Regions from separate parts of the Homo sapiens genome. Here region 1 is linked to region 2. A link is a loop called in an ENCODE intact Hi-C map of the cell type or tissue named here. Cell type or tissue: heart left ventricle. All regions are shown on one strand.

Region 1 (5,000 bases), 140 kb after region 2:
ACACGTTGGTTAACCCTACTTGATGCCACAGCATCGTCACACGAGGTTTGTAACTGCTTGTCCATGTGTTCACCACCCCACTAGTCTGTGAGCTTCTTCTTTACCTATTGTCAGTGCCTAGGACCTAGTGCCTAGTACCGATACACAACAGAGCTAATCAATGTTGTTGAAAGATCAGGCTGGAATATTGTACTATAAAACCAACAAAACTACATTTTAAGGGGATACAAGTAGAGACCATTTAAGATGAAAAACTCAGTTGGATAAATACAAAATGGGGAATTCGTGGCTTGGAAATATTTCCTGTGGAAAAGAGCCAGGGCTTTTGGCTCAATACCAAAGGCTGTTAAATAATAGCATATGGTAGCATCAGGAAGTTGAGAGCCCTTCATCATTAAAGATAATCAAGCAGAGAATATAATGAACCCAGGAATCCTATGTCATATAAGAAAAATTTCCCTTTCCATTTCTGTAAAAGTGACCTCAGTTAGGTAGCCATTATTTCTTAGCTAGAATGATGCCATTTCCTTCTGGGTCATGTTTTTGCTTCAAATTCCTCCCTCATGGAACATATGTAGGCCCCATTTATTGACTCCTCAGCACCTGTTTCTTCCTTCTTCCTTATTTGCAGAATTCTACTTTTGTTGGGGAGTCCAGCCTTCCTCCCAATTTCTCAGGTGTAAATAAAAATCAGGTGAAGCCAGTTGTGGTGGTCCCATTCTCTTTATCCATGATTGGTTTAGGCCAGGACATCTGACTCAACTCTGGCCAGTGAGTTGTAAGGGGAAGTCTCCTGGAAGCTTCCGTGAATGATTCCCTCATTCCTGAGAGAGATAGCAGGAAGAGATCTTTTCTTCTTCCTCTGGATATCGTTACATATGATTGCCAGATCTGGGAACTGAGGCAGCCCCTTTCTTAGAGGGAGCTACACTGAGTAGAATGCTGACATTCTGAGAATGGCAGAGCAGAAAGATGGAAGGCTGCTACTGAAAGAACCAACACTGGGACACCTCAACTTCTCAACCATCTTTTGAATGAGTTAGTAAATGCCTTTGTTGGTCAAGTCATACTGAGTTGGGTTTTCCGTTCTTTGCAGCCTAAACATCACAGGAGATGCACAGAACACCCTACTACATACAGTGTTGCCAGACTAACCTTTATAAAAGGCAATTTCGATCATGCCACACCTCATCAAAAACCTCAAATTTCTCCCTCAGTTTCCAATGTGTTTAAAATCAACCGCTCAAGCCTTGCTTTCCAAGGTGATTTGTCTTCTGCACTGAAATCAAATTTAACTTCCTGATATTTTGTCCATACGGCTGTTCCTGCATGGGGTTCCCATCCTGGGGTCCACTTCCCTTCCACCCCTCTTTGTTTGTTGAAATGTTACCTCTAAGGCACCTTGCCAAATCCTACCTTTTCCATGACAACCTTTTATGGTTAGCATTCCTTTTTTTCTGAACACTGCTCCCTGCCCTAGTGCTTTTGGGTACCTCTCTTAGGACTTAATATATTCTTCCATGTTGTATTATTACTTATATAGCTTTCTCATTCTGCCTACTAGTTGGTGAGCCCTGGGCACAGGGACCACATCTTGCTTGTCTTGGCAGGTTCAACAAATTCCAATTTGGTGCTTCACAAGGTGGACGCTCAGTAACCACTTGTTTAAATGTTGTATTGGGTGAGACATCAAAGGTCCTTCCCAATTCTTAAGCTCTGTGGTTTCTGTGCCTTCAGCTTTCTAATTTTGACTTAATTATTAAAACAGAGAAGCACTGTAACCTCTAAGTAAGAATGTGAAATGGCTCCAATCGAGTTTGAATTCATTAGGAAGACAATTCTTGAAACTTGGTCCTGTTATATTTATGTGTGGATAATCATGCAAAGGATTTAAAATTCCTAGGCTTCAGTTTCCCCTCTATCAAATGGGGATAATAGTGGTTACCTCATAAGGTTGTTGTGGGGACTAAGTGAAATGAATTATATGTAGCAATCCCTTCTGAACGTTCACTCGCATCCATGTCCCTTCCTTCTGGTTTAACTCTTCCTTCTGGTTTAGCTCAGCTTTGTGCAGCCAGGAACATCTCCAAGGGAATTAGCTAGTCCAATTCCTTTGTCGGTGGTGAGTTGAGGCTTGGAGGGAATTGTGGCTGATATGATATGAGGAAACATCTGCTTGGGACATTCTTGGAGAGGTTTCCTCATTCATAGAAAGAGACCCAGTGGAAGAGTCAGCCTCTTCTACTGAGCATTATCATCTTGAGAATGACAGCTATATTGTGACTGCAAGCGGAGCCCCAGGATGGCAAAATGGGATGGTGGCTTTGATGGCACTGAGTCACTGAATTAGCCAACTAGGAATGATCCTACTTTGGGACTTCTGTGATGTGAGGTAGTAAACCTTCTTTATTGTTCATGCTATTATTCAGAGCTAAGTTTTCTATGACTGCAATTGAAAGCAGTGCCTTACACGTGGTATGTATTCCACAAATGTAAAGTTGTGCATCATTTAGTCCTTTCCTATCATCTCATATGAGAACATCTGAGAAAACTGGAAAGAAAAATACTTAACTAAATTAAAATAGTCTTGAATAAAACAACTTTTATAACTTGACAGTTCTTTTTTGTTTGTTTTTGCAGAGCTTGCTGATTATGAAATAAAAAAAATCAGTCAGGGCAAAGGCTAGAATAGGTGATAAATGCAACCCATCTGGTGCTATAAGAAATATTGAACATACCAGGAAAAAATACAAATAAATGTAAAGGTTAACTTCATGCCAATATTATCTACTGGAAACTGATGTCTTGTTAAAACTCTAACATGTTTTATTTTCATAAGACACAGTGAAAATAGAAAAATCATAAACCAGTGCAAGAAAAATAAATGGAGGCTACTCCTGGGATTGAAGATTTAGGATTGTTGAATGTTAACAAAACTAGGTTTTGCTTTTTGTTTGTTGCTTTGTTTGTCTTAAAAATCAATGGACAGCCTTTGAGTAAAAGAATCTGCCAAAATATTTCTGGAGAGATTCCTAGGGTCAGTAGAAGAGACTTTCTTCCTCTTTCAGCTTCTTAAGGGACAAAAAATAGAAGTATATAAGATAGCATCTCTAAGCAAATCTACCCATATACCAACTATCTGAAAGAAAGGCTGACATTTCATTGCAAAGAATGTGGAAAGTTAGTTGCTTAAAAGCTAGGTATAAGCAGGTTCTTCTCCAACTCAAACTTCTCCCTGTTCTGGCCTTAAACGAATCTTGGAAGCTTTGTCCTTTGTGGACTGTGTAAGACTTGGACATTAAAACTCACTAGTGTGTCCAATGGACTTGAAAAATAGAAATCCATGGGCTATTGTGGCTTCATGTAGGAGGAAATGAATGCTCATTTAGAATTCTTTACCTAAAGATTAGCAGATAATGCCTGAAGGACTGAGAAAGAGGATCCAGAAGCCTAGCAAAGACCCTCTGTGCGTAGTTGGAACAATGAATACAACTTTATTTCGAGCATCCCCCTGGTTCAAGCCTGAGATGCCTGTCACTGGTTCCTGAATTCCTGACTCCCAGCAGGCAGGACTCCCTCCTTCTGTGCTCAGTCTCAGGGCTGCTCCTCTTACCAGCAAGCCAGGCAGTTTACCCATATGCAACAAGGTCCACCCATCAGCTCAGGATGCATCAGTGACTTGGCCTCCAGCTCTCTAAGTCTGCTTCCAGAAGCTTCCCAAGTGTCTTTCTATGAAGCCACTGAAGGTTGAGAGCCTCCACGTTTCCCTCCCTGGGTAATGAGGTGAACTTACCATCCTCTCGTTTGGAATTTCAGTGAGCTGAAGGCAGATCTCTGCTGCTGGAGACAGCTTGGTGGGAGATTAACTCTTGAGGTAGTGCCTGCCCTTCATATCCCCCCTCCCTGATAGACACACTTGGAACTGGGAGAGGAGTATGGTAGTTTCAGGTAGTCATTATAGAGTTGGGGACCACTGAGGATCCTAAAGAGCAAAACTTTTCTGTTGTACCAAGACTATTTGTAGTTGGTTTGAGAACAGAGTGTTTTGATCTAATACTCCCCAAAGAGCAGTGGGCCCCATCTCAGTTCCTTTGGTACCATGCCCATGTTTCTGTACCATGTCATGACTGTTGAAAGGAGCTTAGGCTTTGGAGATATGCCAATCTGTGTTTGCATGCTGGTTCTGCCACTTACCACCTGGGTAACCTTAAGTTAGTTACTTAGCTTCTCTGAGCCTCAGTTCCTTCAGGTCTAATACTGAGATTATAACTCCCAATTAATAAGGCTGTGGTGGGTTGAAATGAGATAAAGTGTATAAAATGGCTTGCATAGAGTTGGTGCATGGCAAATGCTAGAGAAATGGGTGAATATTATTCCTCCCCATTTATCACATTGCCTTTGACGTGGTTTCATACCATCTGCAGTGTTTGATGACAAGCTTTTGAGAACAGGAACTATTTGTCTTCTATTTTGAGTATCTAACCCTGTACTTGACTCATAGGTATTGCACAATAAATACTTTTTGAATGAATGGAGAAAAGACATTCATGAATCTGAAATTTCCACTCTTCTAAACGTAGAATAATTGAGAAACTGTGTTTCTGTATACTTTTCTTGTTGTTGTCTTTTATGAGATGTATAGATTCATTTTCAGTTTTCTCATTCAGGCAATAGTTTGAAATGATATGCCACCTTCATACTGTATAATAATCATATAGTGAAGTGAAATAGCTACACTACTATCTTAGTCTGTCTCTATATTTGTTTTTTGTTTCCATATTGGTCAGGTCAAGCAAGATGACACTATGGTAATAACCCCCACATCTCAGCGACATGGCAGGTCGCTTTCTCACTCATGCTATATGTTCAATGTGGGGCAGCAGTGAGGGTCAGAATGATAAAGATTTTGTCAGAGCATGTAGAGGAAAGGGAAGCTGGTGAATGACGCACCAGCTCTTAAAGCTTCTCAGAAGGGGCATACATCTGGCAGGGCACGGTGG
Region 2 (5,000 bases):
ATTTTAGAATTAGCTTGTCAATTTCTATAGAAATGCCTGATGCAGCTGGGTGCAGTGGCTCATGCCCATAATATCATTGCTTTGGGAGGTTGGGGCATGAGGATTGCCTGAGGCCACGAGTCGTCTGGGCAACACAGCAAGATTCCGTCTCTACAAAAAAGTAAAAATTAGCTTGTCATGGTGGTGCATACCTGTGGTCCTAGCTACTTGGGAGGATGAGGCAAGAACACTGCTTGAGCCCGGAGTTCAAGGTTACAGTGAGCACCAGCCTAAACAACAGAGTGAAACCCTGTGCCTCAAAAAAAAAAAGTGATAGCTTGATGCGATTTTGATTGAGAATGAATTGAATTTGGGGATCAATTTTAGGAAAACTAACAATGTGCAGGTCTCTGATCCATGCACCGTGTGTACTATCTCCTTCTATTTGCCTCTCCTCTTGGGCTCTGTGATGAGGCAGGAGAATGTATATGCCAAAGCACAAATGTGCCAACTGCATGTGATATACAGTGATTCAACAGATACTCCCTGAGTGCCTGGGCAAGGGGGAACCCACTGTGAGCAAAGCCGCTACTCTCATGGTGCTTACATGAGGCGGGGGATGCATGTGTCAGGGGAGTTGGGGAAAACTGCAGGCAAGCAAATAAGTAAACACAGAGCCTGTTCTTTGGTTATCACTGCAGTGCAGGAAAAGGTGAATCCTGGGTGGGACGGGGTTCGGGGAGTCTTGTTCTGATGTTTTAGGGAGTCTTGGAAGACCTCCTTGATGAGATGCTATGTGAGCTGTGACCTGAAGGGAGTGTGGGAGTGAGCAGTGAGGGTGCCTCCCCCAGACAGCAAGGAAAGCGAGGAACAGCCCAGAGGCCAGCCCGGTGATTGCTTTGGTGAGGGGGAGGTGGAGCCAGGGGCAGAGGGGCATTGTGGCTTTTGCTTTATGTGAGACGGGAAGGCACTGGAGGTTTTGAACATGAGTGACAGACACCTATCTCAGAGGACAGCGGTGAAACTTAAATGAACTTAAGTTTGCAAAGTCTGGCCTGCAGCAGACACTCAAAAACAGGTTCTCTACTTTGATGGCAAGGATTAGGCAAATTGCATCTTCACCCATTTCACGATGGCTCGCCCAGCTATGATATGGTTTGGCTGTGTCCCCACTGAAATCTCATCTTGAATTTAGTTCCCATAATCCCCATGTGTCCTGGGAGGGACCAGGTGGGAGGTAATTGAATCATGGGGGCAGTTACCCTCATGCTATTCTCATGATAGGAGTGGGTGCTCATGAGATCTGATGGTTTTATAAGGGGCTTTTCCCCATTTTGCTCAGCAATTCTCCTTCCTGCCATCATGTGAAGAAGGACGTGTTTGCTTCCCCTTCCGCCATGATTGTAAGTTTCCTGCGGCCTCCTCAGCCATGTGAACTGTGGATCAATTAAACCTCTTTTCTTTATAAAGTACCCAGTCTCAGGCAGTCCTTTATAGCAGCATGAGAATGGACTAATACAAGCTCCTTACCCATATTAGGTGCTCAATAAATGCATGAGGAATGAAGAAGAAAAGGAAGGGAGGAAGGGAGGGAGGGAGGAAAGGAAGGACAAAGCCAGGGCCAAACCCCCATCTGAATTCCTGTGCCACTACCTGACATTCACTCCCACAAACCTCCCCATGATCGTGGTGGCTCCAAGGTAATAGTGCTTACAAAGTACATTTGAAGGGACAGTTATATCCTGGTGACTAAAATTAAAACAAAAACTTCTGCATGTGCAGGAGCTACTGACTAGAGGGAAAATCCACTCAGACAGCACTGGCAGCCAGGGCTCTTCAGGAAGGCCCAATGGGTCCCTCACCAACCCCTGGCAGCTGCCAAGTTCTGAAAAAACATAATCTCATTTTGTCTCCATCAGTTCTGTGGGTGGAATGGGCTGGCTATAGTTATCCTCCACTCATAAATCAGGCAGCACCACCCCCCAGCAAGGCTAAGTGGCCTGCCCACAGACACAGGCTTGGGGACAGAGCAGACCCTGGGCTCTGCCTCCTGGCACTGACTCAGGAGGCCTTTCTCCAGCCACTGCTGCTCAGAATAGGGGGTTTCCGACTTCAGAGTCAGTCTGATTTAAATCTCCATTCCAACCTACTTGCTCTATGATCTTGAGTAGGCCCCTTAAACCTCATGAGCCCGTTCCCCTCATTCCTAACACAATGCAGCTAACACCCACCAGGCAGCAATTGTGCAAGGTGCAAACAGGAAGCAGGTCACAGGTATGTGTGCAATAAAGGACCCAGCATGATGCCTGGGGCACAGAAAGCTCTAGGTGAGTTCCATTCATTGCACACCTGCCCCACCTAACTGTCCTACCCCTTCTGTTCACACTGTGGCCACTGAGCCCCTGCTAAGGGAGGTGACACTGAGCTTCAGCCTTTCTTATCTACTTTGAATTTCAACGAACACATTCTCTGCACAGTAAGGAGGTCACCAGGGGTGAAACAGAAATGGACTCTGGGGTCACACAGACCTAAGGTTTCAGAGAGGGGCTCCTAAACAGAGACAGAAAAGGCCATATTGGTAGGAAGAGTGCCTTACAGCCAAGAGGCACCCGCAGGCAGGGGCTCCAGCTGAAGCCTGAGTCTGCCCCACCCCTAGGGACTACCTGTGGCTGCTGCAAACAGGACTGTGAGGACCACTGAGTGGGGGCATGGGGGTAAGGAGCTCTGCCAGGCCCAGTAAACAGACCAGCTGGGGAATCTAATCAAGCAAGGCCAGTGGAGCACTGAGTGTGGAGGGGCGGGGAGGAGGGCTGGAACTCCTAAGGGAATTGGCAGACAGCCACCCCTGCTGCTGGCAGGCAGAGCTACTGGGGCACACTGGGTGTCAGAGTTCCTGGGTCCAGCATCCACATCTGTGAAAGGGAGAAAGGCAGTGGTGGCCTGGGGTCAGGCGACCCAAACTGAGACCGACCCAGGCTTTGCCCTTCAGTATCTCTGTATAACCTTGGACAAGTGTGATGCTCCCAGCCCTAGCTCCCCAACTGCAAAGTGAGAGAACAGAAGAGCTTTTCTCACTGTTTGGCTGTGAGACAGCATAAGAGAGTCCAAGGGAAGCCCCCAGCACAGTCCCCGGCACAAATAAGTCATCACAAAATTGTAGCTGCAGAATTTTAATCACACTATCACTAATGATCATGAATTAAAGGGCTCACAGTAGAAACTGGTACTTAAGCCCAACAAGTGTCTTTGGGAGAAACAGGATAATCATTCCCTTCTACCAGTGTTGAAAATGTGTATGTGTGTGTGTGTACGCATGATGGACAGACAGACACACATACGCTGTCTAGAATACTGGACTAGCTAGTGATAACTGTATACAGTACCCTTGACACAGTAAACTCCATCTTAGAGAAAGACTCCATCTTACATTTTAAAAGGCACCTTGCCAACAAGACTGGATGTTTTGCCTAATCAATGAAGACTGCTTCCAACAAGGACATAACCAAGTACATTCCTCCACTCAGTCCTCACCAGAGGACTCTGCGGCCATAAGAGCAGTACTTCACCAGCTAGAAATGGCTGTCCCCACAGACTCCATCTTGCTGTCGCTTGTGATCAGCACCCAGCATCCACTGCCCAATGCTCTGCCCACATCAAAGACTCTTCCTTGTGAGACCAATGGACTGCCCAGACCAGGCCAGGACATTCTTTTTTTTTTCATGTTGCTCTCCCTGGACTGGTCCATTAACCCTTTTCTTTTGATGTTAAATGTTACTTCATTTATTGTGAAATGTTTAATCATTTATTTATTGATAAGTGTACTATTATGCATGGTTTGCAACACTGACTGACCTGTGGAGTGGCTTGAGCCTGTGTGCCCGCGGCTCTGACTCCTAAGTGAATGGGAAGTAGTAAGGGGAAGTTCCTCCTTGGGAACTCAATGGAGCTTCCAGCTTTTGTGATTGAAATCACGTCAATAAAAGTCTGACCTTGTGGAGAGACACAAACATGCATGGACCTGGTTATCACTGACCCTGAGCCGCTCATAACTAAACAGGAAAGCAACCGGCCATTGTGAGGTTGTGAGGAAGGAGAGAAGGGAATGGAATGACTATCAGGTGAAATGACTGGGGTTTTCCTTCACACAGCAGACCCTCAAAAAATCTGTTGACTCTAACTGAAGCAAAGGACAAAAGTGAAGCCTGCAAATGACATTCACACACCCAGGTGAAATTTCTGCCCCAAAGGCTTTAGAACATTCTTTCTCACAGCCACCTACTACACAACTGATTAGAATTCTGGCCCCTGGCAAATGGGGACCTGGAAATGGCAGCAGGATTATTTTGTCACGGCATATCCGCCCTGGGTCCCAAGTGCGTCAGCAGTGAGACAGAAGACTAATGAGTCATACAAGTGACAGTCTCCCCCAGGGACTAGCAGCTCACCCAGGTCTCCAGAGAGGGCCTCATGCAGCACGCACGGAAAGGCATGTTACTCCACTCATGCAGGAGGTAGCAACCCTTTTCTCCAAAGGGCCACCTGGTAACTATTTTAGGTGCAGAGCATCCAGTCTTTGTTGCAACCACTCAACTCTGCCATTATAGTGCAATGCAGCCATAGACAACATGTAAATGAGTGGGCATGGCTGTGTTTCAATAAAACTTTATTTACGAAAACAGGTTGTGGGCCAGATTTGGTCCCCAGACAGCAGTTTGCCAAACCATGTTAAAGAATCACTGGAATCATGACTAAACTTTCCTCTTCAGTGTCTTTTAATTTAGAATTTTTTGTAAAGTCTTTATAGGCCCAGTGGGTCACTTTGTATCATCATGAATTTTCCCTGAAATGACTACCCCAAGCCTGTTGTGTTGCAAGGCCTATGTTTTCACAAACATAAAATCATGATGTATTGAAATTGGCTGAGAACTGGTTTGAATTACAGGTCCCAAGTTAGCTGGAAAATCCTAACACTCTTCCCCACCATACCAACCAAGCCTGGTAGAATTTAATCAAAAGAAAAA

What was found. A loop is a pair of places that touch in the nucleus more often than their neighbours do. Peaks named below come from ENCODE experiments on the same cell type or tissue, not always from the same donor. Only the 100,000 strongest peaks of a DNase experiment are listed, where the experiment ranks them.
Region 1: it touches region 2 in a loop (2.0-fold over the local background); 2 of 110 quality-filtered maps call a loop at or near these places.

What each region holds. Positions count from the first base shown.
Region 1 is chr2:100,752,272-100,757,271 of GRCh38, reverse strand. No RefSeq gene overlaps it. Among named protein-coding and RNA genes, the nearest start is that of NPAS2, 65 kb to the left of the region's middle. In heart left ventricle, no CTCF peak of the experiment used is centred here; no DNase peak of the experiment used is centred here.
Region 2 is chr2:100,893,396-100,898,395 of GRCh38, reverse strand. The region is part of intron 1 of NPAS2 (neuronal PAS domain protein 2); the gene reads right to left. Among named protein-coding and RNA genes, the nearest start is that of NPAS2, 76 kb to the right of the region's middle. In heart left ventricle, no CTCF peak of the experiment used is centred here; a DNase peak (open chromatin) is centred at 2,795; H3K27ac peaks cover 2,883 bases.